2 separate regions of the Mus musculus genome follow, and region 2 is linked to region 1. A link is a loop called in an ENCODE intact Hi-C map of the cell type or tissue named here. Cell type or tissue: heart. All regions are shown on one strand.

Evidence for each region. Hi-C counts contacts between places; a loop is a spot of excess contacts. Peaks named below come from ENCODE experiments on the same cell type or tissue, not always from the same donor. Only the 100,000 strongest peaks of a DNase experiment are listed, where the experiment ranks them.
Region 2: it touches region 1 in a loop (2.3-fold over the local background); 9 of 42 quality-filtered maps call a loop at or near these places.

Annotation. Positions count from the first base shown.
Region 1 is chr5:111,265,090-111,270,089 of GRCm38, reverse strand. Ttc28 (tetratricopeptide repeat domain 28) reads right to left here. Exons shown (of 23, transcript NM_001267622.1): 13 at 3,415-3,555. Among named protein-coding and RNA genes, the nearest start is that of Gm35628, 33 kb to the right of the region's middle. In heart, no CTCF peak of the experiment used is centred here; DNase peaks (open chromatin) are centred at 229, 809, 862 and 2,739; H3K27me3 peaks cover 540 bases.
Region 2 is chr5:110,922,143-110,927,142 of GRCm38, reverse strand. The region is part of intron 2 of Ttc28 (tetratricopeptide repeat domain 28); the gene reads right to left. Among named protein-coding and RNA genes, the nearest start is that of Ttc28, 45 kb to the right of the region's middle. In heart, CTCF peaks have their summits at 2,328 and 3,570 (motif pointing right); no DNase peak of the experiment used is centred here.

The DNA.
Region 1 (5,000 bases):
TTGAGCAGAGCATTGGCTCCCTTCTGGCTGTACAAGGGGGCTGGGTTCAGGGCTGGCACAGGACAGGCACCTTCCCACTTCCCATTGACCCAGCAGCAGGCCAGGTCCCCAAGGAAGTCCTCAGGGGCCCTCTCCAGTCTCTCATCTCTGCAGCTGCCCTGGGCAGGGCAGGGGTCAAGCTTTGTATGCCACTGGACTTGCACTATCACAGAGATCCAGCAGGTGGCGGTAGATCACTGTCTTGCCATCCAGTCCCAGCTCCACTTGGGACAGTGACAGCTAAGTCCCAGCTCCACTTGGGACAGCTAAGTGACAGCTCAGCCCCAGGAAGAGGGGGTTCCTTGGCTATGAACCCACTTTAGAGGACTGCAGAGCACAGCAGCCTGTGCTGTGCAGGGAGGAGGCAGGGCAGGTGCAACCCAGGGCGTATTGTTCACACACTGTTGGAAGAGGCGGCTGTCGGCTTGGTGTGACTAAGCCTGGTCTCCCCTGACAGACGCTGCTGTGCCCCTGAGCCCACCACCTTCCGCAGAAGCTTGGGATGGCAAGGGAGCTGGCATCTGTCCCTCCTGACACTGCTGCTCGGGGGCAGCATAGGGGCCCACTGACCTTACCTGTGCTTGGCATGGAGAGGTGAGACTACAGGCAGGGGCAGTAGCCTTCTCACCTATCCATGACAGCAACGTGGTCAGCCCTTTGCAGAGGCTCTACACCCCAAAGCAAGCCCACGGGGCGTTGCTCCCTGTGAGTTCACAAGGACCCCTCAGATATGTTGGGAGGAGCTGTCCGCAGGGGCCAGAATGATCCTGCTTTGCGCCTGGAGGAGCCTAAGCACACACAGGTGAGTGCTTGCTGGAGCTTTAGAAGCCCAGGGCCAGCATCTAAGGAGGGTGAGTGGGGTCTGGGAGACTGGACCACAGACTTTCCATCTGACAGGTCAGATCCTGTGCTGCCTCTTCATGTAGCTACGAGGCTCTGGGTGACTGCTTCTTCCAGGCAGCTGGAACAGCTGGATTCCTTGTAAGCCTGCTATCAGTGACAGCTATTCCATTGTTGCCTGAGAGAGCAAGCCAGAGGGACTTTCCTCCAGGGCCAGTTAGAGAAGGTGGGGCAAGCCTTCCCAGTTTCCTTTGAACCGTGCCCTTTACAGCTATGGGAAGAAGGGTCAACAGAGATCAGGGAAGTGCTACATTGTGCTGGTGCTTAGAGGCATCAGCTGAGCATCACAGGTGCCTTCTCTTTGCTGGGGTGGTACCTGACCAAAGGACCCTTCTATCCTTCCCCCACTCTCCAGTTAAGTGAGTCAGGCACATGTAAGTATGTAGTAGCAAGGTAGCCAGCACCTCGGGGGTGGAGAAAGAAATCCTAGAGCAAATCCAGTCTCTAGAGATGTGCAGCCCAGGGCGGGGGTGGGGGTGGGGTTGGGCAGACAGACCCAGAGAAAAAATGCAAGGGAGCAGGCAAAGACCTCTATACCCAAAGCACCAGGGAATCTTCGAAGAAGAGAGTACTCAGCTAGGAAAGCCAGACTTGGTCATGTCCCAATGCCAGGCAAAGATCTGGAGTCAGTAATGACAAGCCTGGGACTCCTCTGGGCCATACAGAGGGGACAGACTATGGAGAGAGTGGATGGCAGGGTCACGTAGAGGCTATCTGACTCCACTTAGCATCCTGAGAAGGGGTAAGACTGTGTGAGTGGGGGTCTGGAGACCACCCACTTGCCTCAGGGTATGGGTGAGGGATGAACCCCATCTTGCCACCACTCTGTTGGGAGTGACATGTCACGTAGTGCTGGCCACCTTGCAAGGCCCTCTTCCAGGATTGCATCACCACTCCCTGTGAACGGTGAATGCTCAGGCATGGGGTGGGGGTAGTCAGCATGGGGACCGGAAGCACCTGCAGGCCCACCTGCACACTGGCTCTTGTCCTTCCTAATGCCACGACCTTTAAATACAGTTCCTCATGTTGTGGTGACCCCCAACCATGAAATTATTTTTGTTGCTACCCCATAACTGTAACTTTGCTGCTGTTATGGATCTTGATGTAAATATCTGTGTTCTCTGATGGTCATAGGTGACCCCTGTGAGAGGGTCATTTGACCTCCGAAGGGGCTGACACCCACAGCACTAGCATATCCGGCTGGGGCTGGAGTTACCAGGCATGGGCTGTGGGGGGCAGAGTTGGGGTTTAGCGGCATCTCCAGCACTCACTGTCACCTGCAGCTGGGGAGTGTCATCCCTGGGACAGGGCCTCAGGTAGGGAGCTTCTGGGGCTGCTGAGCTGAGTCCACCTCCCAGTCTTCTATACAGTCTTGAGGGATTAGCATATTGTAGACAGGAAAGTGAATTAAGAAGTAATGAGGAGACACTCTTGTCTCCACGCTCAGCCTCGCTCTTGCCTGGCAAGAGGGCCATCAGCCATGCGATGCTGCCCACATACCAGGAAGCCAGCTGATGTTTGCAGAGTGGTCCTTAATTGCCACACTGAAGGGACATGGTGGGGGGGGGGGTCTGTGCACATGTTAGGACTGAGAAGGTGTCTACTAGGTGTCAACTACAGCCTGGTGAGGCCTGCATCTAGTTTTGGGCTTGCTGTTCTTGATCACAAGCCAAAATCTTATCCCTTGCCACCCAGGTGGAGAAGATGCCAAGTCTAGCCCAACCCCACACCTCCTTGCATCTGGCTGAGTCCTTCTAAGACAGAGGGACACCCCCACGGCCAAGAGGGAGGGAGGACCAGCTTGTCCCTCACGCTTTTGGCTTCTTTCCTAAAGTTGCTGGGCCCTGGGAAGGCAAACACACTGCTGTCACCCTGATAACACAATGACAGGAAACCAGGCTGCTACAGACAAGGTACACAGTGCCTACATGTAGGGCTGCCAAGAAAGGCTACCCACCCAGTCTAGTCCCTCTGGTCCCTCTGCACTCCCGAAATAGCCATCATCCCTTGAAGACAGGAATTATGAATTCTGACAAAATATGGCTAACATAAGCCTGGGGCCATAGCAATTTCACCCACAACCCACCCATCTGTTAAGTGGCAGGGAACTGGGTCAGGGTGGCTGGATGTGGAGAAGTTCATTTCTGGGCCACTTCTGTCTCCCACCCTGCTGGCTTCTTGGCTCCTTTTGGCCTCCTGAGTTGTAGGCCTGAGAGAAGCTGGCAGAGAGGTGAGAGCTACTCAACTTCTTCCTGAGGCTGGGCAGGCAGCTCAGACTTGGCATGGCAGGCCAACAACCCTGGACTCCACTGTATTAAAAACAGGAAGGTGGAGAGCCTGCACCGCCTCCATCTGAATTGTTGGTACAGAGGCAAAGCACCAGGCTTGCTGCTATAGCTCCGTGTCCCACGGAAGGAGCACAGGGACACGTGCTGCAGGGAGCACCTTGTGTTTGGGGCTGAGCGCCATCCATACCTGTGCAGGAGGTTGTTGTGGCGCACCATCCTCAGGAAGCCCGTGGGGTCGGTTACCGAGTTAAGCTGCTTGTTCATCTCCTCCAACTGCTGTTCCATGATGTCTCCAGCTTCGCTTTCTGTCTCACTGCTGGCACAGGCCCTGTGGAAAACCACCAGAGAGGCGCCATTACTGTGGAGTCGTCCTCCTGATGCTAAGCGCCCCCACTGCCTTCCACATTGTGGCTCGCTGGTGCCTGTACCGTCTACACAGCAACAATGAACTGTGCAGATGGAGCAGTGTTTGAACAGTGTGTGCCCTAGCATTGAGCACATGCTGGAGGAGCAGGCACTCTGTCCAGGCTGTGTTTTAGTGGGGCAATCCCTAGCACAGGTTTATTCTAATCCATTCTAGAAACATTTGCTGATCACCTGTACTGTACCAAGCATGGGGCTAGTCTGAGATGGGGAGACAGTCACGGATGGTTTTGATGGATAGCACTGGCTTCTTGGGTCCCTTCCCTGGGTGGAACTTGAGTATGCGACCAGTTTGGAATTCATTCATAGCCCCCTCCCCCGTGACAGACATGTGCAGCAGAGCCCTGATTTATAAATAAAATGACTACAGGCTTGCTTCATGTCCTGCTGTGTGCTGTGCAGGGGGATACAGAGGACCACAATGATGCCCAAATCACCATCCCACCATTCTCTCTGCCTATGGCCTCCTGGACCCAGACTCAGCATCAGGCCCAGGTCACATTCACATCTGGAAATGTCCAGAGTGAGACCTTGGGGCTCACACGTGAGGGCCGAGTCTCCAGTGTGACTTATATTCTCCAGAGCTTGCGTCTCTATGTGATTCATTCACACTTTCTAGAGTCTTAAATGTTCCTTGTTGAAATGACAGAGTAGTCTTGTATTCCTGACCCCAGCAAACTGAAAGAGCAGTTTACCCAATAGCGAGAGTAAGAAAAAGTACACTAGGTGGTGGTATATGCCTGCAATCTCCACTCTTGGGAGGTTGAGGCAGGAGAGTCGTGCGTTCAAGGCCTGCTTCGACCTGCTAAGACCCTATGTAAAAAAGTCTCCTTTCATTGAGCAACTGGTATGTAGCAGATCCTTAGCTGGGGCTGCCCTGGAGAGGCTCAGAGATGGTGCTGATGATCATGGAAACCTTTACACAGGAATAGCACTCTGTACTACTATGTTCCCCAGTGAATGCTGCAGGAGCAGCCAGGGTGGGGGTGAGATGGGAGTGCCAGTGAGCAGGCAGGAATCTGCCACAGGTGCTGTGTGGAAAGCCTTCACCACCGTCTGGGCCTGGTCTTGGTCACTCTTCTGACGGCCACAGTAGAAGAGACAGAAGGATCATCGGTAGGCAGAGTTTCAGACAGAACTAGTTGCAGCTCGGCAGGGAAGGTAGGGAGGCTTCAGGATGGGTGTGGCCAGGAGCAGTGGAAGGGAGGCCCTGGTCATCTATGCCGTGGGCACCAAGGCCAGTGTCCCTTTTTGCAGTGCTTGCTCTCTGTCCTGTCCACCATGCTCTAGTCCTACTCTGATGGCCTTGGCCCACCACTCTTGCTCTTTTTGTTTTGAGGCTCTCTACAC
Region 2 (5,000 bases), 340 kb after region 1:
CAAAATTGAGGATTTTGTGGGGTGAGGAGACTTGGGTCTCACTATGTCGCTCTGGCAGTCCTGGAACTATGAAGACCAGAATTGCTTCAAACTCAAAGAAATCTTCCTGTATGGGTATCTTGATTGCTGAATTAGAGGTGTGCACCACTACATCCTGCTAAGATCTAATTTTTATACTTTTTGTCTACTGAAGTTTTTCTAACACAAAGCCTCAAATTTGTTAGTCACAGCTGACTTTGAACTTGTGATTATCCTGTCCCTATCTATCTCCAAGTACTGAGATCACACGTGTGTGCTGCCATGCCCAGCTCACATCGTTTAAACTAAAATAGATGCTACCATACTTCCATTTACAAATGAACTTAAGAGAACTGATGCAATCTGGGAAAAGATGATTTTATTCCGCCTTTTTAAAGTACATTATAATAATAACACCATGAATCTCTGAAGCCCGAGAGTGTCTGGCTCATTGTAGCGCTTCCTAAGGATTAAGCACTTCGGGTGCTGGAGAGGGAGCTCAGCTGGCTAAAAACACCTGCTGCAGCTTTAGCACCCACAGGAGGAGGCTCCCAGCCACCTGTGTCTCCCTCCAGTTCCAGCCTGACAATCTAAAATCAATCTCAGGAAGTCACATGGCAGAAGTAGAGAACTGACTGGTGCAAGCTCTCCTCTGACCTTCATACTCTGCTGTGCCCACATAAGTGCTGACCACACACACACATACCACATACACACACCACAAATACACACACATCACACACACAGATGACACACAAACATACACCTCACTCACACAACATACAACACAGAAACACCACACACACATAAAGACACACAAATGCCCACTCACACAACTTAAAACACAGATAGACACACCACACACATATATACACACACACTATACTACACCACACACACACAGCACAAATAAACACACCCCACAGGGGCCCACACACACAATGTTTAGAAAGTTTTTAAAGAATTAAGTATTTCAAAAACAAATTCTATCAAAAAATATAAGATACAGATGACTGAGAAAACAAGAGTGGTTCAAATGTAAAATACGTACCACATACCAGGACATATAATATAATAGCTTCTAAATGTGAGTACGACTCATCACCAGAAGATGGCCAGCGCATGAGTCAGTGCATATGCCAATGTGTGTTTAGACATTCCACAATGTATTCTCTACCAAAACATTATGTCGTTCTTCTGAAGCACAGAACTCTCCTTTATCAACTGAAAGCCCGGTGCTGCAGCTACTTACACCAACACACACCTGCAGCAAGGAAACAACACTCACTGTACCTCACTCCATGTCTTAGGAACCCAGGTTTACAAACAAGCATCACACCATGGCTGCAGTTAAGTGGCGGAACTAGATTTTCCAACCTGCTGTGGGTCTGAGTGCAATACAAGCGAATGTTCACATAGAGGCCAAGGGCAATATGAGATGTCCTTCCTCCTCAGGCACCATCAATCCTGTTTTTAAGGCAGGCTCTTACTGGGAGCAGCTAGGCTGCTGTGAGCGAGTGAGTCTCAGAGATCTACTAGATCTACCTCCCAGCACCTGAATTACAAGCATCTCCACCACATTCAGCTTCTTACATGAGTGTTCATGGTTGCACAGGACTTTAATGACTGCGCTATCTCCTCAATGCATCAAACTATGTCTTTCTGACTCTCAAACCAACAAGGCTTGCTCTAGACCAATCTGATAAAATTGACAGAGACCTAAAGTACAAAGTGCAAACCCTCTAAGGACTTGAGTAGCCACCTAATTCACAATGGATACTTTCTAAGCTGATGCACATCCTGAAACGGCAGATGCTGAAACTGCACACAGTAACAAATGCTGAACATGTATCACTTATACGTGAGTCCTGTTTAAAGCCAACAACTGGCAGCATAAGCATGCTAGTCCCCGACATCGATGAAGGAGCAGAGAAATCCTCCCCGTTGGTGACAACAGTCATCTCAACACTGCAGTGCATTATTCAACTGTTGTGGAGACGATGATTTAAGGTTGCTGGGCTTCCGATCATATAAAAGAAAAGAAAGAAACGCGATGCATGACACGTATGCTGAAAATCTTAATAAACAATTGTTACTGCTTCCCATGTTTTTGTAATTTTGACACCTTACTATACATACACTTTCTATACATAAAAAAAGCTTAATGTAAAGTGTCCACCTCACCCATCTCCCATTCACCACCTATCTTGATCAAAAGTCTTTGTGCAGTGATGAACTACAACATGTAGGCTTGTGTACACTCCAGAAGGTTGCTGTAAGACAGCACCACCTGATGGCGCAATACTCAGAAAATACTATGATCACAAAAAGATGTAAGACTGTAGTAGTTGTACGCACATTTCCTTATGATTAATTTATAAATTAGGTGCATTAAGACAACAGTGCCAGGCTTAGAGGCACACACTTTTAATCTCGGCAGAGAGAGGCAGAGGCAGGCATATCTCCAAGTTCAAGACCAGTCTGGTCTACAGAGCATGTTCCACAACAGTCAACCCTACAGAGAAAAACCCTATCTCGGGGAAGAAAGAAAAAGCAACAAAAATAACTAATAACACCAGAAAACAATGATAGCAATATAGCCAATAACAACAAGGAACAATGATGGCACTGCAGTGAGTGACATCATTAGCACTGCCACTCCTGCACTTGGGACATCATGAAGCCAGGTGAAGGGTGACAGGAACACAGATACTGTCTCAGAAATCAGAGAATAGGTCTATACCTGGTATCCAAGTGACCACACAGCACACAGAGCACCTAGTGTAAATAAATACCTGACAAACAGAACAGTATACAGTTTAAAACCGATACGTTCATTGATCCTGGAATTTCCATGTAATATTTTAGATCACAGTAAACTGAAAATAATAAAAATTACAGAAAACGAACCCATACACAGAAAGAATTGCTACAAGTCGACAGCAGAGGAGTCTGACAAGAATTTCAGTTTCTATAACTAACACAAACAGATGAAAGCCAAGCTCTCCCAGAATCTTTTAAAGAGAAATGAATACACCTATAGCCAGGCAGTGGTACCCACACCTCCAATCACAGCACCTGGCAGACAGAGGGAGGAGGTGCATCTCTGTGTGTTCAAGGCCAGCCAGGTCTACATACTGAGTTCTAGGACAACCAGGGCTACAAAGGAAAACCTTGTTTCAAAAAACAAAAACAAAACAAAACAAAAAACAAAATCCATGGCAGAGAAACATATACAAACTCTAAGACAAGAAATCATAACCCTGGAACAGGACATAAACAAAAAACCTGTATAAACCATCACTAAGATCAAGGAGAAAGGAGCCGAGCCCTTGAAGGACAGACCGGCACTTTGTAAGAATATGTGTGACTTCCTATGACAGGACAGGGCACTCAGGACTCCAGAAGCAAGCTAGACTCTGTCAGACCTGGGGAGCAGAAGAATAGATACATTCATTAATGTTTAACTGCCTCAAAGCTCTGAATTCAGCCTTCAGCTCCTCTTCTGCATTACTAAAATTTTGCTACCATGAGCATGATATGGCTCTTTCTCAGTAGAGGGCACTGGAGGACTGGTCCATGAAAGAGCTCTCTAGCTCTTAGACAGGCGATAACACTGAGGACACTCTCTGGAATTTGCCCAAGTGAGTACTAAGAGTGACCAGAAACTCTCAACTGCAGCTGAGCCTGGTGACATCTTCCTGAGCCCTCCATGAGCTAGAAGCTGCAGGTGTGGACCACTCTGCCTCCTTTGCAGACAGGTGCTGAGCTCATTTTGCAGATTCCTGAGTCACTCTCAGCACCACAGCTACAGCTACAGCTACGTGGACACTGTGCACTCCAGGCCTCCTGCATGTCAAGTATCCTTGATTTCAATTTATTCTCTATTAACTAATGTTCCAGAGAGCTACTTTGCACTCTGCAAGCAAATACAAACCATTTTCACCCTGCCAGAAATGTCTCTGGATCCAATGTATTGCTTCTCCATCTTTTCAGAAGAGGCAAACAAATATGTGCAAGATTTCCACACATCTGCCCTTTCTCACTCCCCCCTCCTCCCCCTCTTCCTCTCCTTCTCCCCCCCCCCCCCAAGCTCTGGAATACCCTAGAGAATTGATTTAAGCTTACAGAGACATATTATATAACAGCTTCATAATTCTGTGTACAAAACTTCCCCTGTTTAAATAACTGTCAGCTGACTGGACCAAGAACTACTAGCAACATGAAATAATCTCAAAAAAGAGACACTCTAAAAACCTGACTGCTGTAACTGGCCTGGTTAGGCCCTTAGATATGAGAGAAACAAGATGCTAATTCACATGTTAATGGAAATATGCCCCATGGTTGTTAATTAAGTGACAAGAAAAACAAATATCACTGGGGCGCAAGTGGCTAATGCACTCTGCAATTTGTGAATGGTGTCTACAAGGGCCAGGGTATGGGATATATGATTCTTAGTGTATTTCAGGGCTTTTATACAGGACTTATAACAACTTTGAGTATATCAACTTAGTCCAAAAGATAATCAAAGATTCTTTAAGAGAAGCTGAAGAGGTGGCTCAGCAGTTAAAAGCTCCTGAAGAAGACCCAAGTTCAGTCACACAGCACCGCACTAAAAGACTCACAACCACCTGTAAACTTGTAGCTTGAAAGGACCCAACACCTTATTCTGGTCTCTTGGGGCACTCCCAGACACATGAGCATATATAGAGACAGACAGACAGACAGACAGATACATACAACACACACACAAATGAATAAAAATAAATTTTAACAAAATAATAAGTAACAATTGCTTTAAAAGTGAACATTAAGTTTCAAAGTGGAATGTTTTGTTTTTAAAGCCATTAAACTGCCAAAGAACTTTTGACACATAAATGACGACCATTTAGAAGATGAAAAGGAGAAAATGAGTCCAAATATTAAGTCAACAAAGATAAGTGGCCTAAGAATATAGTTCTAAAAAACATGCAAGATCTATG